3 separate regions of the Mus musculus genome follow, and all the other regions are linked to region 1. A link is a loop called in an ENCODE intact Hi-C map of the cell type or tissue named here. Cell type or tissue: heart. All regions are shown on one strand. Each heading gives the region's core, and the rest is flanking DNA. Links, peaks and the distances in the headings are about the cores only. Region 1 overlaps Gnat3 (guanine nucleotide binding protein, alpha transducing 3). Region 2 has its middle 42 kb from the start of Gm31612. Region 3 has its middle 42 kb from the start of Cd36.

Region 1 (10,949 bases), core at 1,360-9,359:
AAACATAGAAAGTTTTGAACAACTGTGGGCAAAATGTATGAAAGGAACATAACAAAACAGTAAGATCAAAAAAGAAAAATGAAGACATACTAATCATAGTATATACTTTGAAAAGTGTTTTATTTAAAACAAAAGGCTGTGGCTGAAGTGGCTTCCTTATGTTGTTATACCTGGATATCAGTGCTCTTAAACACCCACTGCAGCAATAGCAGAAGTCTCAGAACCTTGGCACTGGCATGAGGTGGGCAGAGTGTAGGGAGTCTAGCAAGCATGATCCATAAGAAAGTATTAAGGAATGGAATGGCTGGAGAGAGACTAAGAGGACGAAAAGCTTAAAGCTCTTCCACGGGTCCTGAGTTCAGTTCCCAACACCCACATCAGGTGACTCAGATTCCTGTAATTCCAACTGCAGGGGATTTAGTGTTCTTTTCTAGACGCTCTGAGAGCTTGCCCTTGTGAGTATATACCCATAGACAAATATATGGAAAATATTAAAAAGTAAGAAAATATAAAGTCACAAATAAAAGAGTGGAAGATACTTTACTTGAAGTGTTTTTACTTAAACAGATGAAAGTGAAAGACCCCCATTTCTAGGGAGACTCTCACTCAAGTCCTGGGATGAGCTGACCGTTCTTGATGCAATAGCGCATGAGGTTTAATCAGGTATGAGCATGCTGAGGCCGAGCTCCTAACCCACATAGGGGCAGAGGAGATCAACCCCCAGCAGTTGCAGTTGAGGGTTTTTAAGGAATAAACCGTAAAGTGATGGGAGGATAGAACCACAAAGAAGGGGGATGCTGAGTAAACATCGTAAGAATGGGGATGGTGAATTACAGCTCATCTCTCATGAAAAGGTTATAGGCTATCTTTGGCAAACATTCCTGGTCCCTTATACCATGGGTTAGGTGCCTGGGCGGGTCACCTAGTGGTCATCATTCTCTCAGGCTGAAGGCGAAAGAACAAAGAACTCCATGCTGGGCTTCATTTCTAGGGGTCTAAGAAACACATTGAGTTGGGGTCTTACAAAAGCATATTTGCCACATCGGAGGAAACAGTATTCTCCAAGTCATTTGTATCTGTAATTTGTTCTCCAAAAGCCCTAAGAGGTGCACACCGATAATATGATTTGATAAACAAGGAAACTGATGATCACAGAGATGAAAGTTAGTCACCCTGTCTAGTAAAAATCAGAAATGTATGGAAGCTAGCTTAAATTACATACATAAATACAATATATTTCTTCATCTCCAAAGGTACATGAACAGTGTTTCTTTTCTTTTTTCTTTCATCTTTTGAAAGACCCACAACGTGAGGACTCCCCCACATTCTGACTCAGGAGAGGCAACACCCCAAAATCACCAACGAGAAACGGTCTTGCTGCAAACTGCAAGAGGATTTTTATTCAAGAGCGCTCTCGGGCCCACAGTCATACACCACGCAGGGGTAGAGGACTGTGGTGCCCCGAGTAGCTGGGTCAGGGGGTATTTAAAGGAAGAAACCATAACTCAAGGAAGTGGGGAGGGCGTTGTTGTAAGATACCAAAGATACCAGTTAAGAGTCACAAGGAAGTGCAAAGTCACAAGTGCCACGAGGAATACCTGGTAATTCTGAGGGTTATTTCTCAAGACAGTTTCTAAGAGCCCCTAACAATCTAAGAGCCCCTAACAATAGAACATTTGCATTGCAGGTTCCAGTAATGGTCAGGGTGCCATTCTTTGAATTGAACCCAGGAAGCAGGTGGGTGGAGGAATGTCGCTATCTGTTTTATGACCAGCACACCTTGGAGCACTGGGCCACAGAGGCCACATTCCCAAGCCTGGGCCTAAAGGCCTAAAATTTTGTTTTCACGTTTTACTTCTTTCACTTTCAGTTCAGTAAGTTTGAATGGCTTTCATGCAAATGATGGAGATTTTTAATTTTACTCATGAGAATTATTGTGTGACATGTTATTCCTGAAAAAGACTCAACATGATGAGAAGTCGACACTTCGTGGGTCTCTCTGCTCCTAGATTGTTGGCCAATGCAATCTATGAGGAAAGTGGGTGCAGAAACCTAGAGGGGCGGGGCGGGGTGCGGAGGCGGAAGGAGGAGTGGTTGCACAGCCTTGTGAGTTGCATGGAGAAAGACTGCAATGGGATCTGATGTCAGTAGACAGATCAACATTACTTGGGATGATTGACGATTTATAGTTTTGGGGGACCAAGGGTAGGGACATCCAGTATAGCAAAGGTCGTTGGCTGGGGACTTAGGGTACCTAGAGCCCCTCATTAGCATGGGGAAGCATTTTGGGAATCTCAGGTGCTGGCTGAACACGTTCTGTCAGGAGAAAAGAAATTGGTCCTACAATCTAATTGAAGCTACAAGACTTTCCTCAGATAGAGATGTGTATGGAGGCTTGGATTCCACAGACAAGGTCAGAGAATGAGAAACCTTGCTAATAAAGGGAGTTTCCCATATTTCACCAAGCCCAGAGGCTATCTGGTCAAGGTGTGCTTTGACCTTAATTAGCAAGTAAGTTTCCCACTATACTTGAATACAAAATATGTCTATAAAAGCATAGTTTTCATTTCAACTTAAAATAGTTTAAGTTGCAGGGCTTTGGGGTGTGTGTGTCTTGCTTCTGGTTTATAATAAAGACACAGATATCTGGCCTTTTTTGGCTTGGGCAGTCTCAGCTAGCTCAGCTAACATAAGCCAACTTCACTGCCACTGTGTTCCAACCTCGAGGTGCTCTCTGCTTCTTTCTTGTCCAAGTTTCTGTGTCTTGCCTCTGTCCTTCTGCCCAGTAGTTCTGTCCCAGCTCCTGCCACCAACTCTTTTATTTATCAAAAGTCACACTCTTGTGGGTGGGGGGAGCTATTAACATAGTGGGAGAGGTTCCACAGTTTACATCTGGACTATCTTTAGGTTGCCTTTTGGCCAAGTTGGAGACAATGTGACCTTTTGTGACCTCCCCCACAGCAGCGCTAGCTTTTTATCATGATAATCTCAGAGAACCCTCTTTTAGGGCAGGTAAGGAAGTTATAAACTTTTACTTATCTGGCAGCATCTGGTGCTGTCGACGCAGCAATTAACAAGGAAGATACAAGGACTTACGTAGCCATTAGATACAATAAATGTGGGTGTAGGTCATCCCAACTCTCCCCCATAGTTCAAGAAAGGGCTTTATCTCTAACATCTGTAAAACCTGTATACACTAAGAACAATTGTGAGAACTACCAGGGGAAGAACTATGTTTACAATGTTTATTCCATTTCTATTTGGGAACTTGAGAAATAAAGTACTCCACTGTTTGTCTCATCTTGGTGAGCCCAATGTACTGTAGGTTTGTGTCTAATGAACACAATGAGAAGTCCCCTTTAAGTTTATACTTAGAATACAACGAAAGAAAACTTAAGATGTTGAGCTTGTGAATATGATATTACCAAAACTCCATTGATTAATTTTCAAATTTTAATTATAACAGTAGCAGAGTGAGGAAAAGTCATCTGAAATGTTTTTCATTCTGTTTAATACCTTAAAATCACTTAAATCGCTTTCTTATCACTATTTAAGCTTTCATATTCTCCAGCCTTCATAACTTTCACAGACCAACCTTAAAGCACCATCCTAGATCTTATAGCACTGTCTTAGGTCCTACAACGTAAACTTCAGTATCCTCAGCCCTTATTTAAAAATGGTAACAAGGAAGACTGTATCTAGACTTAGTAGCGGCAGCTTTAGGAGAGTGAGGACCTTTGCCTGAGCTTAGAATTGAGAACACATCTGGAGACTTAGTTTCTGTTGTTAAACTGATCATTCTTTCACTGAACAGATAGTCTGGGTCCCTCTGTGATCAGCAGGGGCATCAGCCTTTGGCTACCAGACCCAGAAGATCTGACAGACTTTCCTGGGAAGCAGAAACTTAAGGAATGACTGTCCTACTTTTCTAGGCCAAGAGAGTCATTCAACTCCCTTGTGTCCTGCTTGCCCACAGTTGGGACCAGCAGTCACTCAATGGCTGTTTTGCCACGTTTGAAGCAAACTTAAGGTGGAGGCTCTTCTTTGGAGGAAAATACGGGTGCTGCCAGGAGCTGGCATGTCTCTCTATAAAGAAAAGCTTTTTTTTTTAATTAAACATTTTAAATGCCATATTCTGCAGGTCTCTGAAGCACTTGAAAATCATCTATCTATCTATCTACAGTATATCTAAATAGTTGAATTTTTTGTTTGTTTGTTTCTAGTTATCTGTGTTAGGCTTAACATAGAAAACATATACAAGAGACTAAATGAGGCTTATTCCTATCATTAATTATGTCCATTCTTAGCATGAATACAAGTAAAATTATGAATTAATGTATTAAAGGATTTTATCATTTATAAGGTGACTGACTACCAACTTGTATTTCTTAATTATCCTTAACAGTTTACAATAGTAGTCTTTATAAGACTAGGACTTAGGTTTAGCCTTTAGCATCATGATTTGGAATTGAAGTTCTTCTAGTATCACAATAAAACTTTCAATCATAAATACAGTTGAAAGAGAGACTGGAAACTTTACTGACCCAGAGGATATGGCTTGAAACCATTTAAACTTTCCACTATTAACGCACACCTGGAAACAAATATGATACAGCATTACCAGGAGAATTGAATTTATGTGAACACATATGTAGAATGTGTGTGAGTGCATTCCTCTCTATAGTCCTCATTTTTCTCGTGCAGAGATCAACACAGCCACAAGACTGGTGCATTCTAACTCCCTCTCTATTATACAGTTATATGATTTCATTAGCCTAGAAAATTATCATATATATCAACACATGTCAAATTATTTAATGTCATGGTGCCCTTTTTAGCCAAAGGAGCAAACAAACTCTGTGTGCTTCAGAAGAGCTCAGTTGCAGTTATGAATATTGTACAGATTTCAGATTCTCTTTTCATATTTCTACATAACAATAGTTTTGTTCATTTGTATTTTATTATTTTCTAATTGTGTGCATTAAAATGCAAATGAAGTACAGTTTTTAATTGTTATTTGAAGCATTATCTTCTTCAAAGAAACAGTACGTGTCTTGCAAAAATTCCTCTGGTGCTCTTTAGCCTAGAAAGTAACGTTAGTTATGCCCACACTTTAGAAGGAAGGAACTATTTTAGGCTGTACTGAGCAGAGGCAAGCATGCTGTCCTGTGTATATTTAGTCCTGTAACATGACCTAATCCTCCAAGAATGGTGTGATGATCGTGAACTAAGACCCACTATCACTGTGAGAATGGGAATGAACAGTTCATTTCTGAGGCGCTTGGAGATGGAGTTTGAAATAATGAAGGAGACTTTTAGATGAGTTGTTTTTTATTTAGAAATTATGCCAGTACAGCAGTTAACTGTTTGAGACTTCACCCAGAACAGTAAACTTACTACAGAGAGCAAAGAAAATCTTTTAAAATTTTTACAAATTTTTAAACGCTGCTTTACAAAATAATTATAACCAAATATAAATTATTAATATGAAGTTCCATAAAAAGTTATCTTCTACTTTATAGCAATTAATTATTTTATATCACTTAAGTACATAATTAATTACTTAATAAGTTACAAAGAATTGTTATATACTTACAACCCTTCTAGTGTCAGAAATAATTTGGGAAATTCCAGTATTAGTGTGATTCCATCTGATTTTGACTTTTGCCCTTAGTATTCATGGATTACACACCAGTGGTTTCAAGCAACTAAAGATGAAAAATGCCTGTAACTTTGACCTGTATTTAATACATTGAGATTTTTTATTCTCATTATCTTATCGACAATAGAAAATAACAATGGTTTACATCATAGTTACAATACAGTTATAATTGTAAATAGTGCAGCAGTTTAAAGCACAGTAGTGAATCTGCATAGGTTATGAACAGATATGATATCCTATTATATAAGAGACCTGAGCATAGGAGCTTTGTGCCTTCAAAGGACTCCTATAATCAACCTAGTTTGTTATTCTAAATGTACATTTACTCTTTGTCATAACCTAAAAGTCACCCTTTTTATCCACCTAATGTGTGACACAGTTTTGAGTATTCTATACCAGAGAAATAAAATGATTTATGTCTGCAATTTTTTTTTTACCTGACCAATAGTGGGTCTTAAGTATTAAAACATTTCTTTAAAATCCATGATGTTATAATCATATAACTTTCAAATTTTACTTCCGTGTGTGTTGTGATACAGATGAAACTATGGCCTCCCACATCTAGACATATATTCTACCTCTAAGTTGTATCCTGCTGCAAAATTCATATACATTTTTCTTGGTTCTTAAGAATGATATTTCACTTGATTGAAAACACTTCAGGAGTAAGTTTGACTTTGTTAAGGGAATCATAGACAATATATAATTATTTTAAAGTTTTAATTGATGGTCAAGAAGAAGCATTCTTTTCCCTGTTTCAAAAATGCTCCAGGCTTTTCCCATCAGTCACTTCACTGAGCAAAATATAGGACAAAGTAAGCCTGAAGAAGTAGGACTGAAGCTTCTTCTATCATCTCATTCCCACCGCTGAAAAACTTTTGGTCAGTAAAACTGAACACGTGTACTTGATTTGGTGGCGTGAGATTGTATGGAACTTGGTTTTCTGACACTTACTTTCCAATATCCACTTCCATTGCTAGTGGCTAAGTATCCAGGGCTGTGCAACTGTTTGCTGGGAGAACGGATCCCTAGAATCCACAGGACCTAGTTTTAAAATCAGCACTGCAAAAAAAAGAGGATTAAAAAAAAATCTATGAAGGAATATTGTCAAATTGCTGTGGCTGATTTTTGCATTCATTAGCTTTGTTTGTAAGTTCTATGACCTATGGCAGAAAGCACCCTGGCATAATAATGGAGGCGAATCGTGGGCAGTTTATCCAGCAGGGAGAATCGGTGCATAACCACCTGTCAGTGAAACATTATTTATTATAGCCTCACCACTCCTTATTTTTCTGTATCACAGGCAGCTGTTTAGACAACTGCAGAAATCAGATACATTAAGATTTGCCAGGGACAATAAAAATGTTCTGCCATAAGGGTTAAATTTAGATACCTCTCTATCTGCTCACCCAGGCTCAGGAAATATGTAGAGCAAGACCATACAGAAGTACTTCAATAGAAAAAAATGTTGTCTCATAAAAGGGACAAAATAAAATAATGTCATACAATGCATTTTGATATTATTTTTCTCCCTCAATTCCTTCTAGACCCTCCCAAGCCCCATCCAGTTTTAGGATCTCTGTCTCTCTGTCTCTCTCTCTTTCTCTTTTCTCAAAAATCAAACAAAGAAAACCAATAAAACAAAAAGAAAGAGAAAGAAAGAAAGAAAGAAAGAAAGAAAGAAAGAAAGAAGGAAGGAAGGAAGGAAGGAAGGAAGGAAGGAAGGAAGGAAGGAAGGAAGGAAGGAAAGACATTTTGTGTTGGCCAGTTGCTCTTGGGCATGGAACGTGCAATGATTCCAGGTTGGTACACTCAGGGACATGCCTTTTAAGAAAACTGATTTTTCCTTTCCTTTTCAAATAGCTTCTTGGTCGGCATAGGTTAGTTTTGAATTACAAGTTCAAAGAATCATTTCTTTCATGTGAAATATATCTCATTCTGATGCATGGGGATGAGATCATAAGCGTGGAGCAGGAAGGAAGCACTAGAGAAAAACTGGAGGTCAAGTAGGTAGAAGTGGGATTAAAATTCATCATTGTGCTCTCAGGGACCTCTAATTCATATTCATCGGTATAATTTTAATAAAAGCTTTAGATTTAGTTATTATTCAAATTACATTTTGCTTATATAAAAATCATAAAACATTAAGTCAAGATAACTGCCTGCCATACACAGATGCAAAAACAAACAGAGGTCATGACTTTTTAGTTTTCATTTCTCAAAACGCTTGTCCTTAACATCAAGAGAGATTCAGGCAGTATCTTCAGAAGGTCCTGACTGACAACCTAAAACAGCCACTAAGTTTTCACCAAGAACTATTATGTCTGTTAAAGATCATGTGAATTTTGGGTTTTTCTATATGATGCTAGTTTTCTATATGATGATAAGTTAATGCCAAAATCTCGTATAGTGTACATCATAAACTGTAATACATGTTGTGGATAAGGGTGAATATAACATCTGTGATACCACTGCTGGTTCCTCATTTTTACCTCAGCATATACTGATCTTACTGCATGAGACATTCCATGTCATCCCATATGCATTAGGGCTCCTGGCAGTTAACTAAAGTTGTTAAGATGCTTCATTCTTCTGAAAAAAGGAAATTATAGCTATGTCTAAGGCTATGATAGGCTTCTGAGGACAAGAACATATTTTAATCAGAATAAATTTCTGTTTGAACAGTTCTCAAATAAAATTATTAATGGTTCTCTTCTTTTGTCATTTATTCAAGCAAAGATGCAAAGACTCATCTCAGGAGGCCAAGAACAATGTACAGTCTGAAATTGTGAATTATGTATGTTATACGGTTGCAAACTAGGAGATATAAACATCTCAAATAATGTTTAAATTTAAAATGTAATTTTCTCTATTAGTATGTATTATTTTCTTTAGAAGTTACATAAAAAGAGGTAAAAAATTTATGCATGATAAAATAGGTTTTAATATACTATCTGTATATCAGTGAATAACATCTGCTTCATTTTGTTTCAGGAGCAGGTGAATCTGGGAAAAGCACTATTGTTAAACAAATGAAGTAGGTACAGAAGTATTTTGAGTGTTTGCCATTTGATATTTCTCTATGCATTGAACAATTCTGTTTTAATTATTTATTTTAGTTTTTATTATAATATAATTTCATTATTTTTCCCTTTACTTTTCTCCCTACAATTCTTCCCACATCCCCCTTCTTGGTCTTTTCCATATTGATTGCCTCTTTTTTCAGTAAATTTTGTTACATATTTATGACTAAGTATGATCTGCTAATGAAGTCTCAGCAATATGACTGATTACTAATCATGAGCTGAAATAGGACTAATAGACATCCTCACGTGGACAGAGGAAGCCCAAGAGACTTCAATCCTACACAGAATTACAGGGACATAATGGAGGCTAGCAGCTGCACAAATAGTCTTCTACAGAGAAGAGACACCAATTAGTTGCCCAATAACAAATGGTAAGCCCGGAATGCACACATACAAGTAACATTATACACACTGAAAAAATCCTAAGAGGAATGCTTTGTGTGCCACTTTTCAGAATTAAGGTAATCGCTTCAGTATTTGTGGGTAGTGGCAAAGTTATCCTGACTTTTAGAGTGTGTATATATTCTTTTTTATTGTTCAATAAAAAGTGTAATTTCTATTTTTCTTTTGAATTTTACCTTTCAACAGTATTAATCCCAGAAGTTATGTCTTAATCATACCAATCCTCAAATGATCTAGATTTGTAACATTGTGACTATAAGGCAAAGACATTTCAAATATGTCAATCAAGGATCCATTTGGAATTTGGCAGAAATTGGCCTTTTTTTTTTCTATAGTACGGGAAATGTTTGTTCACTAATATCACTCCAAAAGATTCTGATGTGCTCTTACATTAATTTTTCTATCCATTCTTTACAATGGGGTAACTGCCTAATTTTCTGAATACAGAAGCATTAAACAAAACTGCAATGATTAAAATCTTCAATTAAAAAAACAAACAAACAAACAAAATGAGGTTAGATAATCAGCGATGAAGCTCTTTGGTTAACCCAGCCCACTTTTTACTTTGATATTATACATCATGACATATTATGACATTAAAATCTCATGTGATTTGCCTATCAATTTACTTATGACTTTTGAAGTTTCATATATAGGTGCCAGAAAATATTTAACCCTTCCATCTGTCTCTAAACCATACTTTATGACTTTTACCCCATCCTAACAGCAAAGTTATTTCTCATTCTTTCAGATAATTATTCTTTTCTACTACCCTCTTATTTAGGACATAATCACACTTTGTTATCTTATTTTTTTATGTCTCTATGTTTTATAATCTTAAATATAGTTTTTTAATGAAGTGTCATTTTGCTATATAAAAAAATCAAATATTAAATCATGTATAAGTAGACAAAAATAGAAAACTGGAAAGCCAATAATAATTATTATAGATATATAACTGGCTAATATATAAAGAAATATAGGCTGATATTTAAAACAATAATGTGCCAAATACATGGATACAAAGAAAAACCAATGAGCAGTTGGAGTTTAACTACCTGTAACAAAGAAGTTAAATAATATAATTCATTCAAACTTTACTATCTGTAAAATAAAAGCTCTAGTCAAAAATTAGGCATTCCATCTTACAATAAATTATAAAAACATAATTGTAGCTTGATGTGGTAGTTTATTCTCATAACCCTCAGAGGCTGAGACAGGAGGATTGCTACAAGAATGAGGCTAATCTGTGCTATAAAGAAGGTATGTTATATCAACCAGAGCTGCTAATAATTTTACTTCTAATTGTAGAAGTACATTTTGCAAAAAAATTAGTAGGAATACTTTTTCTATATTTAATATAGATTTCTGGTGGAGAGATGGTTTGGCTGTTAAGTGTACTTTGTTGACTTTGCGTAAGATGAAAGTTAGTTTCCAAGAACTCCACCCTTTTTCATGCTTCCTGTGGATCCTACACACCATACCCCATGCCCCCACATGTCTTTCCTTCCCCCAGCCTCTAACCCCAGCAAGTCCTTTCAACAAAGATAACAGGCAAGCAGGTCAGTAAAACTTATGGCCACTTAAACCCATCCCTAACTGTAGTTGCAGGGTACGTGGTCCCATTTTCTGGTATCCAAAGGAACCAGGAACACATACAGGTTACTTACATAATCAGGCAAAAGGGGCCACAGAAAAAATAAATCTAAATCATATATACACATATAAATAACTAGGAAATTATAAGTATTTTTTGTCTATACATATTTCTGAGAAACTTCAATGAGATTTTGAAATAT
Region 2 (10,949 bases), core at 691-8,690, 94 kb before region 1:
AAGAAAGAAAGAAAGAAAGAAAGAAAGAAAGAAAGAGAGAGAGAGAAAAGGAAAGGAAAGGAAAGGAAAGAAAGGAAAAGAAAAGAAAAGAGAAAAGAAAGGAAGAAAAAGAGGAAAGAAGGAAGGAAGGAAGTTAGTTTAAGCCCAAGGGTACTGAGATAGGTAATTCTCTAACAACTAACTCCATATTTTATTCAATTGTTTTTCACAAATCTCTGTGTTTTAAGGAAAATGCACGTGGATGTTTTACAAAGTTATGAAACATGAGATGGAAGAACCTCATTCTTAAATTATTCAAACAATTAATTTATTCTAACTAATTGGAGTTCTCAGTGAACATTTCAGATTAGAAAACCTTTACTTGCATTTTGAAATTAGAAAGAGTCTATTTAGTGGGTGCTTGTTCCTGAAATACTGCTGATTCGAGCAAGTGAAGGCCTTGCCATTATGAGACTGTCATTTTAGCCAACAGCACCCACTCTGAGCAATACTGTCCACCTCTGAACGGGTGTGGAGGCAAGTCTCACTTCACAGGACACAGACTTAATTAACATTGCCTACCGGGCGTTGTTCTAAAAGTTCTCTAGCATTGTAAAAGGAAGCCAGACATTTGATGAAGAAGGGAAGCAAACAACTCCGCCCCATACCGATTTATGCTGCTCCCTTAATGTCTCAATTGCCTGTTTAATACATTTTTCCTTCAGCAGCTTGCTCCAGTGTCTATGGGAACGGTTTAGGAAAACTGTACAAATACTTTCAATGTTTTCATTAATGTTCTGGTTTTGTTTATATTTTATTTTGTTATGTTTTTGTTTTTGTTCTAAAAGTTTTATTCTATATGAGCAAAACTGAGAAGTTATGAAAAGGTATTGCTTAGTTATAAGAGGCCAAGACAGTCTATTAATATTCTGTATTGCCTAGAAAAGACACCATAGGACTCATTTCATGAGTAGGTGAGTCTAAAAGACAATAATCCCATCACCAACTGATGCTTTATGCTTCACTCATGAAATCGCAACGGAGAAAGGCTGGTTTCCCTATTTTATGTTTGGGGTTCTAAGCCATGAAACTCCTGTATCAAAAAGTGATTCTCTGACATCATTTCTCAACTTCCCAGATTCAGATGGAGCAATTTCACTTTATGATGACATTGATTACAGCCCAAATAGAGAAGTACAAACCTTCCAGAAAGGACAAAACCAGTATCTAAGTGAATTGTAATCAAATTGAAATGATCTTAATTAAATCACCTTTTAAACATGAAAGAATGATCGACAGTCTATTTTGTGGTGGTAGTCCTTTTCTTTTGTCCAGACAGAGACTCATTCTGTATCCCAGGATCTGTGGCCTGTTAGAGCGATTGCCTCAGCCCCCTGACCTGATGTTCTACACATTCCTGATGGCAGTGTGAAGAACATGTCCTCTCTGCCCCAAAATACTTTTAAATTTGCTATAAAAAATTTGAAAGTATAAAATTTATACTTGAAATATTTGGAGACAATGTATATCAAGGACAGATAATAATAATAATAACAATAACAATGATAAATGTCAAAAGTTGTCCTTATCACATTTTTTAAACCTTAGAAGCACTGAAAGGCGAAGCAGTTTATTTCTAGAAGATCATGCTCTGGCCCTTGATGAATGCTGCCAAGTTGTCTCAGATGTCCCTTCCATCGCCAGTTTTCTGTCATTTCTTCTTTCATATGGTAGTGCTTCTGTGACAAAGATCTCTGGACACACCACATCTTCAAATACTTAGTAGAGAATTACAAAGCACCTAACTAAAAATGCTATGTAATTTTGCACATGGTCCATTTTTAAAGGACACAAAATGGAATTTAACCTCTTCTTCCCTTTTATAAAAGCTTATTGGAGCTGAGGGTATAGCTGTGCATGAAACCCAGGGTTTGATATGCAGCAACGCATAAAGTGCTTGGAACCCCATACCTATAATCCCAGCAATTGGGAGGTAGAGAAAGAGGATCAGCACTTCCATTATCCTCTGTCTACATAATGAGTTTGAAGCCAGTCTGTCTCAAAACAAACAACAAATAAATGACTTGGATCTATGGGAGACTGTTAGCCCTTCATACACAGTGTCTTAGCTACTTTCTGAATCTCTACACAAAACAAATGATATACTAGAACTGTTTACTGAACTTAATTCTTTCTACATTCCTGTGCAGTAGAGTTTCAGACCATTTCCTGTTTTCACTAGCTGTTTATAAGAGAAAGGATTTCTAGGACTAAACACTGTTTCTGGTATCCTGTTGTAAAAAGTAAGGCACACTACAGCTTCCCTCCAAACAATGCTATCGGGAAAATCACAGTAACGCACAAACGCATTCACAGAAATTCTTTGTCCTTAACATTTCTCTTTTATTCAAAATGGATTTTTTTTTCTGACATCATCTACTCCTTCCTTCTCCTCACCTCCCACCCAGATGGACTCCCTTTGTTTATCTCATTAGAAAAGAAAGAGGATTGTAAAAGATAATAACAATTATAATGTAATTCATATAATACAAAAGACAAGACAAAGAGTAACACATTGGAATTGAACAAAACAAACAAACAGAAGAAAGAGTCAAAGAGAAGCCACAAGAAAGAGACCCGCTTATTCACATAGTCAGCAACCTCATAAAAAAGCTAACCTGGAAGCCAGAGATGGCATGATGTATATGTAAAGGGCCTGGTGCAGACCCACACAGACCCTCAATTTACAGAAATTCTTAATTTTAAATTCAGTAAATTTTTTTCATCAAACATAAAATAACTACGATGGTAAATTTATAGACACTAGTAGTAATATTTGATTAAATTTTTAAGTGTTCATCTTAATGAAGAGTAGGCTCCATAAGCACCATGCATGTCCGTCACATCAACCATCTTACAGTAGGTCGTCTTTGCTGTCACTCGCTGAACGGCCAACCCTATACTTCCCTCTGGCACTAACTTTGCAGCACTTGAAATGTTTTTTTCCATTTGCTTGTTTTTGTTCTTTTATTTTTGCTTCTTCTAACAACAAACAACCTTCGGAGACCTGGAGCTTGTCATTTGGCTTTTCTTCCCAAGTGATGTTGTTTTACTATCCTCTGCTTCTTGATTTCCTTTCTAAGTTATCAGATCAGCCCATTACAAAGCTGTTGTTGCCCTTTCTGAAAGGATCCAGTTTCAAATAATTGGTGTTTCTGGGGTACATCATTTAGAGGCATTTCTCCTTCCCATTCTCAGGCTCACAGGAGTCTCACTGATCCACAAATCCACTTGTATTACTTAGGTACACCTGAGAAGAAGGCAGGTGGCCTGTTTGTCTCCATTTGATCCAGATTCCTTCCAACCAGAGAGGGACACAGATGTCTACACTTTCATAATAATAAGCCAGAAGTAAGCAACCATGCCATTATCCAGAGACAAAAAGCCAGTGACCTTTTCCCAGTAAAGAAACATATCTAATTCAGTCCTAAACTCTACAAAATCGATTGGAAAGTTAGAGTGAATTGCTTTTTTTGCACAAGCAGCTATTCAATCCATAAGTGAGCACACAGTTGAGTTTACTTTATGAAACGTTGACACTTTTTGTTTACTTGGCTGTACATGAAACACACCTGCAGAAAGATATCTGCTATATAATCAAACCTTCCACTGACCCACAAAGGACCTATCTGGGAGACAACAGTCAGTGTCAATTGTGTGATCATCAATGATGAGTATGTCTTTCCCATTCTTCCTAGGAGTTAACTAGCTAAGAGTACAAGCTTTCCCATTATTTTTTTTATTCACTAAATCAGGAGTGACACAAAGCCAGAAAATGCTTTCAAAGCATGCAAACAAAGTCTACTCAGCCTCTTTTCTGATTTTTAAGAACGACATTTTGTAATCTTAAAGCAAAAATTACAAAGTCTAAATCATGGTTTTAGAGTCATATGACCAAAATATTAATATTCAAGAAGGTCTAAAAAAAACAGATTTTAATAAGATATGAAATAAGATTTAGGCATAAAACATAAATTTTGAAAATAAAAAAGAAATATAAAATTCAAGGATAAGTCTGTTTCCACAAATTCTCAAAAGAAAATGAAATTCCCTAGCCCCCTCCTAAAAAAAGAAAATTACAGAACCAACTGGGAGATTTGGCAATGTAAAAATAAGGGCTCAAAATAAAATGTCCCTAGCTCCTTAACTGCAAGCAAATAAACTTCTTAAGAGAAGTATTGCACATTAATTATTATACCAGATGGCACACATCAGAAAGTTCACATAATTAATTCATAGATAACAGGATATCAACACAAAGACACAGACAGCTATACTCCTAAATAAAATTTCGGCTCACCAACTTCTAGAACAGCTTGCTTGCCCAGTCACAGGATCTTAAGATTGGCTTCAGGGAGACTGTTGAAGGAGACACAGAAAGTAAACACACCATTTCCACAGCGGAGCAGCTGAGAATTCTGGGAGGAGGCACGGGGTCTCAACCATTCATCTATCTTCTAGGTTATCCTGACGCCTGACAGCCATTGACATCCTGAGCATTCCAGTCCTTCAGACCCACGCCTACTAGGAGATAAATATAGGTCTCTGACACCTGAGCCAAATGAAATGAAAGCTAAAGTGAAAAATCACCCTCATTTTGTGCCTCAGTTGAGGAAAATAAAACCCTTAATCCTCTTTCTGCTGAAACCCTGTTGTGTTACTTAAGAAATAGTTGCTGTGCTTATGAAATACAGAAATACTAGTCAGTTTGCTTCTCTTCTGATGATCATTCGCTTTGATAGAGACAATCTTGGGTACTTTCTTGATCAAGCGTAATAGCAGGACTGCAGTTTAGTCAACAGATAGGGTTTTGCTCTAACCACTTGGGGAAGCTGTTAGATGCCAGTCCCTACAATGTGTATTTACGTTGTAAGCTTTCTTAGGATGTTTCCCCCTATTTTTAACAGTGCCACCATTCTTCTTTAACTCAATTAATGTGTCAGAATGTGCCACTCATGGCTGTGGTGGTTACATCTGAACTACTGTTATTTAAATATCTTTTGGATGTTTTTTGGCAGCTGGGCTTAATATTACTAATAGGTACAAGAATTAAAGCATGGCCCTCAATCTGAATAAATCTGGTAATAAAAGTTAAACTCTGATCCAATAGGGGCATGTATTCTATCAATGTATCACTAGTTTAGTAAATAATCCATGTATTAAGAATTTCTTCATAGTTAAACAACTGAGAGAGGCCAAAAAAGCCCAACACAATCAGACCTACATGCTCCTGTGATTCTTTTGAGATGATACGTATTTTCATTTAACAATTCAATTCTACAAAGGCCTAAAAAGGTACTAAGGGGAGGAGAGGGCATAGAGTTCCACATCTTATATGAAATTCTGATGCAATAGTACTTGCCAGATGCTTGGTCAAATCATTAAAAACAACACTCTCATAATATTTTAACTACTGTTCTCATGTGCAGAGAAATCCATCTGCTTAGCATTTTGCCGTGTGTGAGTGACAATCAGTTTTTGTTCCCTTATCCCAAATGAGCCTTTCAATCAACTTAATAGTTATAAGGCAATTCTACAGTAAAGAAACTTAACTAAAAAATATAAATGTGGCATGTCTAAACTGTGTAGTTTTGACTGGATCTTAGTTGTTGCAGGCTAGCCATCAATTTCACCTGTGCTTTAGCTTTGGTCAGATTAGTTATTCTATGAGCAATTCCAACATTCAAGTATTTGTAGTTATATACTAATCTATTTATTTTTGTTTAAGCAAATTTAGAGAAAGCATAGAAATCTTCCCCCCCCACCCCGCACCCCCTAAAGAACTGCTCAGATACCAGGTAAGTTTGAGAAGCATTGAGCCAGAAAAAACACAAAAAGGCAAGACAGTAATCTCCACTTGTAGAGGGGTCTCTGACATCTCTGGTAGTTGTGTGTCAAGTTTCTCCTGACAACATTTTTTTAAGACTTTTTAAGCATTTCTGGTAAAAGCACCCCAGAGGCAATCTGAGGTCTAATACGTGACAGACTGAAAGGGTAAGCAAGTGACAATAATTTCAGCTGCTGACTTCTTTTCTCAATACCAGGAAGAACTTTTAATGTGAAGTTTGAACCATATATTCCAAAATATAATTCAAGATAATTCATTATTATAGAAAACATTTTATGCCCATCATTTAGATGAAAAATTACTTTTATTTTTATTTGAAGAAAACAGTTGAAAATACTGTCCAGAACCTACCAGTAGTTACAGAACACTATGGGCATTCGGAGCATTCTGAGCTCTAAGCAGGGATTATTCTCTGTAAATAAAAATAGAAGTTTTGAATGTTCTATTCAAAAATTACAGGCGAGTATTATTTGCTCATTGGTTTCTGTACATAAGTTTCTGGGGAGTAGAATGTGATGGCTGAGAGCAAAATACCCATAGCCAGGGTTGAACTTCCAAGTGCTGAGGCTCTCTGTAATATCACTGGACAAGACCACTGACCCCATGTGCTCAGGTCATCACCAGAGATGTTTTTGTTGTTTAATGTATTAGTTTTGAAAACAACACTTCACCATGGAATATGAGTGTAACCTAAACTTAACCTGTTGATTGTTTTTGTAGTGTTTATAAACCTAAAACTTTGAACAAGTCAATATAAGCCCTTCCGGGGGTCTTTGTTGTTCAATGACTGGCTTAACCTTCAGCTGTTGAAATAAGATTCTCATAGAACATTATCGTGTACTACTCATTCCTGTCTGAAAAATCTTACTCCAAAGAAGCAAGGAAATCCACCTGGACCTTGACAATGCCACTCTGATGTTGACATTGTGGTAGCGTTTATGCTCTCTTCCCTATTCTGGAGGGATCTTTTTCTCTTATATGTCTTCCTCTTCCACTTCACCAGCATTAATTATTAATGAAGTTCCCTTACTCATTAATCAATATGTCAGGCTGCATATGTTTGGGGAACATAAAGTGATATAACATGGTCACTTTCAAAATCATTTCAGACAGGCCAAAAATGTAAATTACAAATATCCTCCTTTGTATTCCCTTGTCCATTGTTTTAGAGTTCATGGTGAACTGTTTCGAATCCTTGGCTCAGTAACATAACACGGAAGGAACAGATTGTAGCCTTCTAGGGGAAAAAATGGCATAAACTCCTTGACCCACTTGAAAACAATGTGTAATTGTCACTGAGATATGAAAACCTTAACCTTGCTAACTTGTGTTTCAGAAAAACATTTTTGAGAAACACCCTTGGATAATTATCAGCTTGCTAAGCATGAACAACATAGGATCAAAAAGATATTTGGTGGCAATATTTACAACTAAATATGCCAGCAAAATCCTGTTGGAATTTTCTGTAGGTTAATAAGACAACTTTGCATACCACTCAAAACCATCCTTCCTAAGAGACATTACTTAAAGGAGAATTGTGGCAAATGTTTCCTATTAGACTTCTCTGCTTAACTTGGTCTCACATCTGCCATGCATGTTATATCCTTTTCCTAACCCTCAGCTTGCGGCAAAGGCTTTGTTGGGTCTCTTTCTCCTTAATTCTTTTGGCTTTGGAGGAGAAGAGTCCTAACTTTGTAATAGTACATTAGAGCTCTCAAGGCCTCATAACTTATGTAAACAAGGTTTGCCTCACACTCATAGGAACTCTCCTGTCTCAGTCCTACAAGTGCTGTGATTAAGAAGAAATGTGTGCCATAGAACTGACTTTAATTTTTTTTTCTTGAAAAACTTAAAAAAGAACCTAAATAGTTTCACTCCACTACACGTGGTAGAATGCCCGGAAGGATTCATGTTAACTAGTGGATTTAGTCATTCTACAAAACACATAGATGGTAAGAATCACACTGGCTATGATTAACATGTAATATTTCTGCTTATATTTAAAAATTGTGGTATTATATTTGTAAACTATTAGATTTAGAAGAAATTGCTTCCTATTTGCTCAGTATTAAGAATGGAGATTGAAGGAATCCATACTATTAAGATTAACTTCTACTAAGATCTCTAGTATTTTCCCAAAGCTTAAAATTTTCAGTAGCTTTATAAGCCATTTAATCCCTACCTCCATCCTCATCTGCACTGATTACAAAAACCTCATCAACAATTAACATAACACATCAGAGCCAAGAGAAACACTGTTTTGTTTTGTTTTTCATCAGGTGGCCATTTATTCTTTGATACAGCAGGAGGCTACATTAACATCATGTACATATGAACATCTTCTTTTAGGTGATAAGTTGGGTACCAAAGATTGTGCATCTATTTTATTATTTGGTGAATGCACATCTATATATGGATGTTTTGCATTTGTGTACACATAAAGGAAATGAACTGAGGTATAAAAGTAAATAGGTTTTAGTGGGCAAACAATTAGGAAAGTATTTAAAGACAAGGGCAAGCAACTGCAGTGAACCATGGAGGGAAAGGAGCATGATAGGTTAAAACAACTAAAAGCACAAAGACGCAGGATGAGAAAGAAGAGCAAAGAGTAAGAATAGATGGCATAGGAATATGTATGGATTATCCCTACTCTAGGAACAAGAAAAATCCTTTGAAGTATTTTAATGCTTTGAAGGACTCTAAGGAAGGCATAATAAAATCTCAATTGCATTGATAAAGTCTGTGTGAGCAATGCTAGTGGATACAGAAAGGTAGAAATGGATGCCAGAAAGAAAAAAAAAAAAAAAACTGAGGCTGGATAGAAGGGAGACTTGGCCAAAGTGGATCTAAAAGCAAAAGGGAACACATAAGGATTTTTGAAAATGTATTTTGAATGCAAAATAGACATCCAATTATGTGTTGGTATGAGGGAAATTATGAGGTTCATTTAAGAAGTCTTCTATGGAGTTGTAGAAGTCGTGTTCCTTGGGCAATCACCAGAAAACATGAAGCTACAGTGGCTGGCACAGACCAAGTGTTGAAACACCATTTTATGGATGAAAATGAGAATAAGTGAGAGAACAAGTTATTGAGGAATTGTGTCCGAGGAGATGCCAGTGAACAGTGAAACATGAAGAGCAGCAGTCCTGGATGCTCTCTGAAGTTCCAATTCAGACTCAACCAACACCACATAACTTGTTATTTGAACAAAAACTGAATCTATACTGGAAATCGACAGACATTTTCTTGTCATTATCTCTAAGTAATTCAGAAGTTTATATTTTATTTATATTAGTGAAAGTATTATAAGTAATCTAGAGATAAGTTGAGATATAGGAGAGAATGTGTGTTGCCTATAAGCATGAATTTTTTAACACAGGTTGTGGATTGTGGAAACATTACCCATTGAGAAAGAAAAAATGCCCTCAAGGAAAAATGGGAAGTTGTGAGGGTGTGAGTTACTGTTTAGTTTTTGTTCTCACAGAAAGATTTCACAAGGTATAGCAAACTAAAGGGCACCTTTAACTCTTGTACACCAATAAGTAAAATAATCCAGTACTTGAAAACCAACCAAAACTGATTTAAAGAAATGTTGCAAGAGCTTTATACACGTCTGGGTATGTGTATAGAGCTTGTAATCTAATGGAAACTCAAGTCCCTCTGGACCAAGGGGAGAGAATATACACAGGACACAAGGTCCCTCTTCCAGCAGAACAAAACAACAGGCTGCTAGCCAATTATGGTAGCAGCCAAGCAGATGTCCCCACTGGTTTTTAAATCAAACACGGAGCCTGCATTTGTTACAGTGATTGCTTTTATATTGTAGGCACTTTCTGTTTATAAAACTGTTTTGAGGTGTTCAGGTAACTTATCAGCAATAATAATAATCATCTTCAAACACACTTCTGATATATTTGCTTGGTGAGCAACAATACACAGCACGATCCACTTTTCTTCTAGAGAAATACACGCAGGTGAAGAAGCACCGATGTGAAGTCCACGGTAATTCTCTAGCACTGACATATTTAGCTACGAGAATATGTTTCAATATATTGTTATTCTGCTTCTTGTAAAGTTCAGATTCCTGTTTTGTTTCTTTGTTGTTTTTTTTTTTTTCCTGTATTTTCTTGATCCCCTGTTGGGGCTATTTTGCTCTATGAATATTCTAAATATAGGTATCTATTAGTTTCTAGTCTTACTCTTTCATTTTTCTTCCTATATTTTTTCTTCTTTAATATTCTCTCTTTCCTCTCTCAGCTTCTGTTTGTGTTTCTAGAATGATCCAAAATTTATTTCTTGATCCACAAAGTCTATTTTAACTGTAAAAATGGTCATTGAAAATTTTTATACTCTGGTATATTGTATTTTTTAAAGATTTATATATTTTATATATGTGAGTACACTGTTACTCTCTTCAGACACACCAAAAGAGGGCATCAGATCCCATTACAGATGGATATGAGCCACCATGACATTGCTGGGAATTGAACTCAGGACCTCTGGAAGAACAGTCAGTGCTCTTAACCCCTGAGCCATCTCTCCAGCCGTATTGTATGCTATTTAATCTCTTTGATAATATAAATACGTACCATTTTTAAAATTAAGACAAAAATAAACCTATCTTATCCTTGGGAGGCAGGCAGTGAGTTTCAAGCAAACTGGTCTACAATCCCAAGAATATCTTAAAAGAAAACAAACAAAAATGTTTAGTGAGTGATTTTATTGACTCCATATTCATTGTGGCATATTTGGAGTAAATGCCCCATAGACCAGTTGGAACCATCAATCATTCTGTTGAGATGACTGTGGGAATTAACCTGCTCTCAAGAGCATAAATGATATCAAATTAAGTGAGAATGTAGAGAAATGGTACATATCTACTGCTGTGGGTGAGAGTACAAACTAGCATAGATACTACAGAAATCAGAATATTATATGAGGGCCCCCAAGACCTAAAAATGAATTTACTACTGTGCAATTCTTCCAGTCCTGGGCATATTATTAAAGGTTCCATGTCCTACGATATAGGGATACCTGCTTACCCATGTTGACTGCTCCTCTG
Region 3 (10,949 bases), core at 1,318-9,317, 110 kb before region 1:
GCTTCCTGGTTCTGTAATGAGAGAGACAAGAAGTTGCCTGTCAGGGTCGAACTAATGCCTGCTTTCTTCTGTCTTTCTACGATTCATAAGGGATTTTCTTACATATAAGCAACTAAGCAATCCTGTAGAAGACAAATTTACTGATGAGAAACAGCTGACTACAGAAAGCTGCACCTAGTGGAGGCAAAAGGTTAAACACTATCTGTATCGCTCTCATCTGTATCTCTATGTCTATCTTTTTTTTTTTTAGGTATTTATTTCATTTACATTTCCAATGCTATCCCAAAAGTCCCCCACACGCTCCCCCACCCATTCCCCCAACCACCCACTCCCACTTCTTGACCCTGGCGTTCCCCTGTACTGAGGCATATAAAGTTTGCACGACCAATGGGCCTCTCTTTCCACTGATGGCCGACTAGGCCATCTTCTGATACATATGCAGCTAGAGACATGAGCTCTGGGGGGTACCGGTTAGTTCATATTGTTGTTCCACCTATAGGGTTGCAGATCCCTTTAGCTCCTTGGTTTCTTTCTTTAGCTCCTCCATTGGGGCCCTGTGATCCATCCAATAGCTGACTGTGAGCATCCACTTCTGTGTTTGTTAGGCCCCGGCATAGTCTCACAAGAGACAGCTATATCAGGGTCCTTTCAGCAAAATCTTGCTAGTGTATGCAATGGTGTCAGCGTTTGGAAGCTGATTCTGGAATGGATCCCTGGATATGGCAGTCTTTAGATGATCCATCCTTTCATCTCAGCTCCAAACTTTGTCTCTGTAACTTCTTCCCTGGGTGTTTTGTTCCCATTTCTAAGAAGTGGCAAAGTGTCCACACTTTGGTCTTCGTTCTCTTGAGTTTCATGTGTTTTGCAAATCGTATCTTATATCTTGGGTATCCTAAGTTTCTGGGCTAATATCCACTTATCAGTGAGTACATGTTGTGTGAGTTCCTTTGTGATTGGGTTACCTCACTCAGGATGATGCCCTCCAGGTCCATCCATTTGCCTAGGTAGTCAGCTGTTTCTCATCAGTAAAATCACAAGTAAGCGAATAGGGAGTCTGTGCTAGACTATGAATAATTTGTAATATACCCATTGTGTCTTGGTTAGGGGTCTACTGCTCCATTGTAAATGTAACTTTTATTCACCAGATGCCATTATCATCTGGAGGCTTCCTATTGAATAAGATCACCCTTTCTGGTTCTTTCTGAACTCAGGTTGGCTGCTTCAACTCAGCCATTCTGTCTCAAACTCCCTCTTCAAGAGGACTAATACAAACTGGCTTCTCTTGGCCTCTGACTTAGTTGCTCTGCTCTGCTTGGAAAACCTGCCTCTGAATTCCAGGAGCTGAACTGCTCCCAACTGAACTAAACTGAACCAAATTGAGATGCACTCACTGAACTGCCCCCCTTCTCCCTTCATTGCTCTTAAGTAGCCTCTCCTTCCTGTCTGCTCTTGTGAGAGCTGGGAGGACCCTATCTCTGACTCATATCACCAATTCTTTCTGATTCGTTACTTTGTCTGCTCCTCCCTTAGATATTATTGTTTAGGATTAAATGTGTATACTAAGGGTATCTGTGTATTCCAGCCAGATCAGATCACACAGGCCTAGAAGGTCTTTGGATGTGATTGCATGCCAGGACAACCATGATACTGGATTTAAATCCTTCTACATCTTTTGCCACTATTTGTCTGTCCCTGTTGTCTTCAGTTGGAATTATGTTTGGTCATCGCACTGATTTTATCTGTGTTCACAGTGTGTTTTTGCTTCTCAGGTCGAGTGTTAGTCTGCCTTGGCCCATTGCCCACCTCACATTTGTATATAAGCCAACTGGGAAAAATATAGGGGAACCAGCAGTTCCCAGAGGAGATTTCCAACTACCTCTGTGTGCCTGAAGATGCTTCCCTTTTGAAGCCCCACCACCACCACCACCACTACCATCACCACCAATCCCTCTGCAAAATATTGTTAGAGGCTTTACAGACAGTGCTTCTCTGTAAAGCATGACCAATAATTTATAGTAATGGTTCTTTCTTTATTGCCCTTACAACTGTGTTGTGAAATGTAACAAAAGATTTTAGAAGCGGTTCCAATTACAGGGAAAAATTAACTGCTGCTGGGCCACAACAAAACTAAAGAGTAATAAGACAAATATATATATATATATATATAAATATATTTAATGCAAAGTTTTGTATGACACAGAGCACTGACAACCTAAAGAGACAGGGAAACTTACATATCTTTATGGCAAGCCATGTAGAAATATCATCAGACACAGGATATGACCCAGTCGTAATAAACTAGAGGCAGCTAAGCAAAGCCAGACTGTTAGGATTCTTGTTGCAGCCTTTAAAGCTAAGATGTTTCTTCCTTCTGGATATAAATGTTTTATGATCTGCTCAGAGGGGACATGGGAGGGAAAGAGAATGACAGTTCTACTTCTGCTGCTTTCTCAAAAGCCGAAGTATATTTTTCAGTGCACATTCCTAACTCAATTTAAAATGAAGTAAATGTTTTCCACAATTGTTTACCAAAAATCTCAAAAGTAATATGTGAATGAGTGTTGGTAGACTGAGTGTAGACTTCCATGTTGAACAGGCAGAGCTACATGAGGATATCCACATGGAGACAGGGGATTGGGGAGGAGATATGGAATGTGGAACAGTTGGAGGGTGGATGGGGCAGTTGAGAGAAGGGAAGGGGAATAAAATATGGAGTGTAAAAAATAAAATATAAAAAATAAATAAAAAAGAAGACAAATTTACTGTTCTCTAATTCAGTTCAGGTCTGACACTATTGAAAGTGAAGATAGTCTCGAATAAATCTGCATTTAATTTTGGGCAGTTGATGTAGGTGACTTTAAAAGTCATCAGTACTGGCTTATATTGTTTGTTAGATTATTATAGCTAACCATTGTCTTATTCTTCCACTGGCTTTTCTGTAGCTGATACTCTGACACACCAGTCATGGTGACAATGGTTTCCTAAGCTGCATCTAACATCTTATGGGCTGCTGTTGTCCATTAGAAAAGACTGATCCTGTACTTGGGCCTGAGAAATCACAACATGCACAGGTGTCTTTTTTATGTAACTCCAACCACTAAAGAACTCTAGAGCTTCTGTCTTCTGAGTGTGTTTCCAGTGAAAGCCATGAAGTTGGATTATATGCAGAGCAACACACTACAATTTTTCCTTGCCTTCTTGTACAACCTTGATTCTTTGTTCTATAAACATCTCTAAACACTTCTTTCTGGAAATGAACTTGACATTTCTTTTTCTATGGTTACCTGGTGAATAAATCCCCTTTAATGAACTCTGCATTTCAGTGAATGATACACTAAGTGATGGGCAAAAACCTAGCTTTGGTACCCCTACCTACATGGAGACAGACTCAGACCCTTTATAATGAAATCTCCATCCCCAGTGAACACATCCTTCCAAGCTTTGCATGCTGGTTCACAGCCATGGAAACATTTTCTTGCTATATTTTTACTGTTTGTAAATTGGGTTTATAGTGTGAACGTGATTAATTTGCTAGACCAGATGAGGGAACACAGAGGAATGCTTACCACAGTTGCCAGCTTATAAGAATGGATATAATAAGTGGCATGAATGGGGAAAAGGATAGATGGAGCTACATAAGAAGAGCTACTGAGTTTCCATGCTGTGTTACTTTTAGTTCATGTCGCAGGTCCAATTATATAGAAACTCCTCAAATGTACTGACTAGTGGTTTGTGAAGACACTTGCATGGGCATAACTGCATGAATCTATGCTGAAGAGGAAGCTAACAGATCACTGAAACACTGGCTCTCTACAAATTCTCTTGAAAGACAAACGCAGCAACTCCCAGAAATGAGGAGAGTCCTAGCACCTACTGTCAGCTAGGATGAGGACAGAGAAGTTTTTAAATCAACATGGGTATAGAAATGTGACGCAAGATTAAAATTTCTGTGATTTGTCTTGATGTAGAGGAGTTCTAGTTTATATGGTATATATTAGAGGCAGAGTTATCAATGAAGACAACAGATACAGATGAAAATGTTTGTATCTTAATGTCTTAATTTACACAAAGATTTTCTTCTCTCATGATAAAAGTTTCAAATTTCCCACATCTTGTTTGGTTTCCACAACCTCAAGCACAGGATACTTCCATGCTCATTTTCAAAGGAGATGCTGAAGTTAGAGAATTTATTTGTGGTCATGAAACAATTGTGCTGCAGAAATACCATTTAAGTTCAAATACAGCCCAATACCACATATATGCAAGTTTTACCTTTGAAAATAGCCATTGGGGAAACATCATGAATTTTTATAAAGCAATTTTGTAAAGCTTTTAGAAAGAGAGTTATAAAAAAAGGAATGAAAATGTTCAATTTCACATTAAGAAGGAAGAAATCTCTGAAGGAACAAGCACCAGAATTCAAAGAAAAGAAAATAGTTTTAAAAGATACTGGGTTTGATGAGGGGAGGTAGGCTAAAATAATGAACTTGTTTCAATTCGTGAGCACACATTTTCTAGTACCACAAAAGGAAGAAAAGATATTAGGGGCGGAATGTGTCATTTCAGAAGCAGGAAGGGAGTGACACATTTGGAAAACTGACAAGAAGCTAGCATATTGGGTGCTGACCAGAACTTTGTGTGCCTTGTGCAATATTCTAAGGAGTTTGACCTTTATGCTGAGAGCAGAATGACACTATTAAGTAATTCTAAGTAAAGAATGTTAAACAGGATACGAATTTGTAACTGAAGGGGATATGAAAAGGAGAAAATAGGGAAGATTATTCACCCAGAAGTATTAATACAATAACACCAAAACCACATAAAGGTCCTGAACTGACATGTGTAGGCAGTTCTAGAAAAGTACGTCGTGCCTAGTCTAGACGGAGTGTGGATTACCTGGGAATGTGCTTGACGTTCAATGTGACAACAGAAAGAGCTGAAAAAGCAAAAAGCAAACTTCAAACACCATTATCATACATGAGACACATGCTTTTCCTAACTGCTTCTGAGGATACTTTGAGACATAACAGGCAGGGTAGAGAAAAAAGAGGCAGTGGAAACCAGATAAGAAATCAAGCAACAGTCTCAGTAAAGGCAGATGATAAACCACTAAAGGTCAAAACAGCGATCTTAGTACTTACTGTACACCAGCAGCTCTGCTTGTTGGCGGAGCAGTTCTGAATGGCAGCGGAGATAATAAAAGGTGACTTTAAGGCTTCAGTTAGTGTTATGACATGAATAGAACCCTAATTCTTCCATTTTCTCAGTTTGTATAACAGTGATATATTTAGCTACAAAAAGCTTAACTTCAGTGTGTTGTAGAATAGTAGTTTAGTGTCTCAAATATAACTTAATATAAATATAAGGTCAAGTGGGGGGTCTTGAGTGGAAGATAGAAGAGGTAAGAGTTGGGAGAAAAAGTCAAGAGACAAAGTGCCTTCCCAAGGCCAGAGACCAATAAGCAAGGGATATCCACCATTCTTTTTTACATCATCTGGGATCTGGAAACAGATTCAAACCTCTACAACCTCTCAAAGGGGAAGCAGTGAATGATATTACATAGACTTCTGGCTTCATAGCAAGTGTTTAGACCATCTTATTAGAGAAAGGGTATACAATACAAAAATGTATCATGATTATTTAAGTATATAGGATGAAAGAGGGAGAGATATAGGAGAATGAAAGCAGCCAAACAAAGTGCAAGACAAGGAGATTCTCCAGGAAATGACCAGGCCAAATTTACAGTTGAAAACTTCTATAATGATTGAAGGAAAAAGCTGTTAAGACACTGGCGAAATGAAGAGTAGACATAAGCAAAGAAATTTACATAGTTATGTTAATATATTTAAGGTATTTAAAAACTCAACCATAGAGTTAATTGCATAAAGAAAATTTGTATTTTTTTTCCAGTTCAAGTGACTCTCTATTGCAAAACTAGGCATACAGAATAGCCTTTGACCACCAGGAAAGTTTGCATTTTTCATTGTAATAACATTGCAGACAACAATGTTAATCAGTAGATGTATACAAATAATAATAACCATATGTAAATCTGATGCTGAAGAAAAGGACTCGAAGAGTAATATGTCCCCAAATCACTAATACAACTTTATGTTTATTTGTAATGCACATTTTATATTGCTACTAACAAAATATCAACTCAATGGTCAACACATGATTCGTTAGTTTAATATTGTAACAATCAGAGTAAAGCATTAAAAGGGCAATTATGGGTTGTATTGGATATAAATAAACCTATGGCCTGAGCAGCTTTAATATTTCAAAGTATTTATTCTATACATGGCATGCCCAAAACATGTGCACGCATGAGCACACGCACACATATGAGACTCTAGGAGGAGTTATAAGGTTTATTTATATAATTATGGAAATGTGTGTGAGACAATAAAGATAACCAAAAAGAAAGCATGAATTTGAGAGAGCATTAAAGGCGGAAGGAGAACTTAGAGAAAGAGGAAATGAGGGGCACAGGAAAGAGGAAAGGGAAAGAGGAAAGGGAAAGAGGAAAGGATGCAATCACATTTTAATTTTTTGAAGTTATAATAAAAATGTAATATTTTAAGATCACAACACAGTATTGTATTCAATAAATGGTTATTTTAGGTTTTATGAAATAGTCATATGTCTGACTTGAAAGCAGCAACAATGAACATCCACCCTGGGAGAGGATAGTCCTTGAATAGAAAGAATGAACATTTTATTTGTTTAGATGTCATCATCAAAAAAAAAAAGGCAAACTGTGAAGTTTAATCAAAATAGCTTTTGATAGAATACAAAAGGTTGATCATCTTTCATGCCTCTTAACAATCACACTCGTAGCAAAACAACGACATTTTCTATTGAAATATCCAGTGTGTTTTCTCTATCTTATGAGCTAGAGAGGAAATTACAAGAGGAACTTTCTTAGAATCTTATTCCAAACTTGTGTAGAAATGGTGTTTTTTATACAGCCTTTATAATGTAAGTTTGCAGGGTGTTGTGGAAAACAGCCAACTCGTGAGAGCTGACCTAGTCCTACCAATAGACACTGTTTGGCATTCATAACTAGGCTTTCATGTTCTTCTTTAGATAATACCTCTCTGAGATCATAATGAATAAATACTAAAGAAAACCACTCTATAATCATATGTGAACACAGGGAAATTATGAACATCTAAGCCACAGAAACCACGACTTTTTCCACACACTGTGACAACTGCTTCCTTGTCAATTACATCTTTAGCATCATTCTAGTCTCTCCTCTGCCTAGAGAGATTAAAATTGTCTTATCTCACCATCAACTTCAGCTCCCCAACTTTATATTCCTTCCCTAATTTACCAACTGTAATTAAATTCCATCCAATTTTTTAAAAATTTTAGAGTTTCTGTTATTGTTTGGATGTTAATGGAACCAAAAATTCCATATGCTGAAAACATTGTCTTATGAATCAGTGTTCCAACTGGGACAACTGAGAGCTGTTTAAGACATGAAGGCCATAAATTCATGAATGGATTAGTCCATTCATGCATTCATAATTCAAAGGGATATTATAAAGGTATAGAAAATTTAGAAGGCAGAATTAGTAAAAAGCAGGGAACTGGTTTCCTTTGCCCCTTTTCCTATGCTCTTTCTCTCCACATTTGCTCTAGCAAATTAACTTTGTTAAAATTCACTTTACATCCTGATTGAGAACCCCATTTCTCCTCTCTTCCTAGTCCCATGCTTACAAATTCTTCCCCTTTCCCGCCCCTTTGGGTACCACCCCATGCTGCTCTGCTATAATGCTCTGATTCACTGCAAGTCCAGAAATAATGGAACTTCTACAGCATCTAATGACATCATTTCCCCTTTAACTTGTTATACTCAGCTATTTCTTTTTTTCAGTGATGGAAAAATTGCTCAACACAAGTGCTTACTGAGTCACTGTCACTTTGACATACTATATGTTACCTCCTTGTAATAATTAACATCTTCAACCACAGATGTTTTCTGGCAGTCAGCAGAGACAGTGTTAATAGGAACCTAAGTATGAGGAACTCCCAATGCTCTGTATGTTTGGAAGCATAACCTTTGAGAATTTTCAAGAAATCTAAATGTACCTTCTAAGAAGGAGAAACTCTGGGCTAAGAGGAAGAGTAGTGTTAAGAAGTCATCGGGAAATCACCAGGAGGTCACTGGGATAGAGGCTACCTACTCAGGAGTCATGCAGCACCTTAGAGCTTTTTCATAGTTCTATTTCAAAAGAAGGCCAGGAACTGTTCATCTATATGAGCAAGATATCACTCAAAGGAAAAACCCTGGCCACAATGTTATGATGTTGTTATTATAGAAATGTCCATCAGAAGAGTATAATATGGTTTGAGAACAAAACATTCTTCTATCTAGTAACAAGCAAACTCATGATTTTTGAATAGCATTTAAAGAAGAAATAGACAGACACAATATAGAGAGGAAGTTAAAATCTTAAATAATCTGTGTCTCAGTAAACAAGGCACAAATTTCTGGGTTTTTTTTAAAGCAACAGTGATAATAATTGTTACATTATAATTATGACAATTATTTTAAAGCAGGCATCAAGAGTGCCAAGTTCAGTACTCCAGTGTCTACTACCGGTTTTTGAGAAATAATATTCTAAGCCTAGCCTGGTTTACTCCACTGTCAGAGCAAGCTGCATTTTTTCACTGCCTTGTGCCCTATATTTGTTTTCCAATCCCTAGTAGCCTGGAAAGATTTAAAATTAACTCAGACTCTGAGCACGGCACTCCCTGTATGATGCATGTCCTTCCCTAATCTTATCTTGCCCTCAACCCTTTGCCTACATAGCAAGCACCTGCTGGCCAGTCATGCCTGCAACCCAAACCATATTCTGATATGTCTCTCCTCACTGTCAGATTAACACCAAGCACACAGACAAAGAGTGTGTCAAACCTGTTTGATCTTATTTGCATTTTCTGGTTCTGAGGCTTTTATCCTGCCTTTTAAGTTGTTTCTGGTATAAATTGGCAGAATATATTTGAACTTTACAGTCCTCACGTTGCTTGGAATTTACTTTTTATTTTCTTTTTCTAAAATAATATTGTTTATTTTTCGTTTAATGTGTATGAGTGTTTTGCCTGTAAATATGCTGCACAGTATGTGTGTGGTGCCCAGGCAGGCCAGAATAGGGCACTGGATCCCCTGAAATTGGAGTAACAAGACAGTTGTGAGCAGCCATGTAGATGCTGGCAATTAAGCCCTGGTCCTCTGGAAGGGCAACCAGTGACTCATCTCTCCAGTCCCTCAACTATTATTTTTTAAAGATACAATTTCCTCTGTTGTTTACACTCAAACTTCATGATGATCTGCCTGTCTCAGCCGTCCCAGTACTGTGGTTACAGAAATTAGAGACCTCATTCACATGATTCTGGACTTTATTTTGGATACAAATAAGCACAAGCCTGGGATCCTCCCCAAGTAGATCACAAGTCATCTGAAGGACATAGTCCTAAACCATTGATTGAGTTAGAATGTGACAGACACTCCCAGGTGTTGAGAGTGAATGCCAGAGAGAGCAGAAGGAGGTGCTGTGGCACAGGTAGTGGAAGGAGCCATGACATACTTGAGGACTGCAGAAGGCAAGCCCAAGTATAGGGTGGAGTGGCGTGGTTTTGGTAAGGTTTTAGTATAATGTATGAATCACTAAGAAAATGGGCTTTAAAAATATCTTGGGCCATGTAATAGCATCTAGTGCTGCAAATTTCCTTCAGTAAATTTTCATTCTATTATATTTAAGTCAAAGAACAGAACAGCCATTGAACAGAACCAGTTGGTGGTAAGACCAGAGTAAGCTGCTAAAGAAACTAGGAAGGAAATGTAGAGCTGACTTAGCACGTGGGTGTAGAAAGGAGATATTGGGAAAGGTTTCAGAAACATGGACAAGTCATGGATCACCATGACAATGAAATTGGTAGCTGGACCATGCACACATTTAGCTAGTTGGGGGAACTATCCCAGGTTTGAGGACTAAGTATCAAAATTAAAGGAGGTACCACTGGCACTGAAGAAAACATTTGGTTAGTACTGTTTGAGTTTTTTGAGTTAGTACATGTTTTCTAGATGAAGAATCCTGACTCAATCTTTTGATCTTTCTGCTTAATCATTTAAAATAGTATTAATATTTAGTACTTTTAATTTAGTGTAAAAATTGTACTTAGGCTGTTAAATTAATTAATACATGAAAGTCACTGGTATAATCATTATATATATATATATATATATATATATATATATATATAAATATATATATATATAAAACAATATTATCTATAATGTATATATATATATATATATATTAACTCACTAATTTTCTAGAATTACCCTATGAAATAGGTACATTTATCACCCAATTTTACAGTACAGGAGCAAAGTCACAAAGAGTTTTACTAACATGCCCAAATTCACAGACCTGGGGACTTTGGAAGATCTCGGCTTACACCTACATAAAATAGTAATAAGAGAATACTTTAACCAATTATTTATAATTATTTTCATTAAATAATAATCAGTTGCATAATTGTTATCATATTCCATTGTGGTTATCCAATGAGGTCAAATAAGCATATTCTACCTATTTATTTACAATGTAAGAATTTATAGAGTATAATTTATATGCAGAGTATAAATTATTGGCTTTACTGATGTCTAAGACACATTTATGTACAACAAGGCACACAGATTCAGAGGTTATTTCTCATTTATTTTAATGGAAGCACAGTCACCATGAAATTTCAGAATGGCAAGCATGTATATTGAAAGGATTTAGACAGTTTTGAGTCAGCATGCAGCATGCCAGCATCTGAAACTAAAGCCACTAGACATAGAGATACCTGAGTAGACAAGGAAGTGGTTAGAGATACAAGATGTAGACCAAACAATGATCTTAGATAAGATCTTTTAGGAGAAGGGTTGG

Evidence for each region. A loop is a pair of places that touch in the nucleus more often than their neighbours do. Peaks named below come from ENCODE experiments on the same cell type or tissue, not always from the same donor. Only the 100,000 strongest peaks of a DNase experiment are listed, where the experiment ranks them.
Region 2: a loop joins it to region 1, with 2.7 times the contacts of the local background. A loop is called at or near these places in 6 of 42 quality-filtered maps.
Region 3: a loop joins it to region 1, with 3 times the contacts of the local background. A loop is called at or near these places in 6 of 42 quality-filtered maps.

The regions. Positions count from the first base shown.
Region 1 is chr5:17,977,781-17,988,729 of GRCm38, forward strand. It overlaps Gnat3 (guanine nucleotide binding protein, alpha transducing 3), which reads left to right. Exons shown (of 8, transcript NM_001081143.1): 2 at 8,657-8,699. Among named protein-coding and RNA genes, the nearest start is that of Gnat3, 21 kb to the left of the region's middle. In heart, for the core only: no CTCF peak of the experiment used is centred there; a DNase peak (open chromatin) is centred at 5,201; H3K27ac peaks cover 2,495 bases.
Region 2 is chr5:17,884,372-17,895,320 of GRCm38, forward strand. It overlaps a transcript of Cd36 not described here. Among named protein-coding and RNA genes, the nearest start is that of Gm31612, 42 kb to the right of the region's middle. In heart, for the core only: no CTCF peak of the experiment used is centred there; a DNase peak (open chromatin) is centred at 4,460; H3K4me3 peaks cover 538 bases; H3K27ac peaks cover 778 bases.
Region 3 is chr5:17,872,205-17,883,153 of GRCm38, forward strand. It overlaps a transcript of Cd36 not described here. Among named protein-coding and RNA genes, the nearest start is that of Cd36, 42 kb to the left of the region's middle. In heart, for the core only: a CTCF peak has its summit at 8,837; DNase peaks (open chromatin) are centred at 4,617 and 8,817; H3K27ac peaks cover 1,072 bases.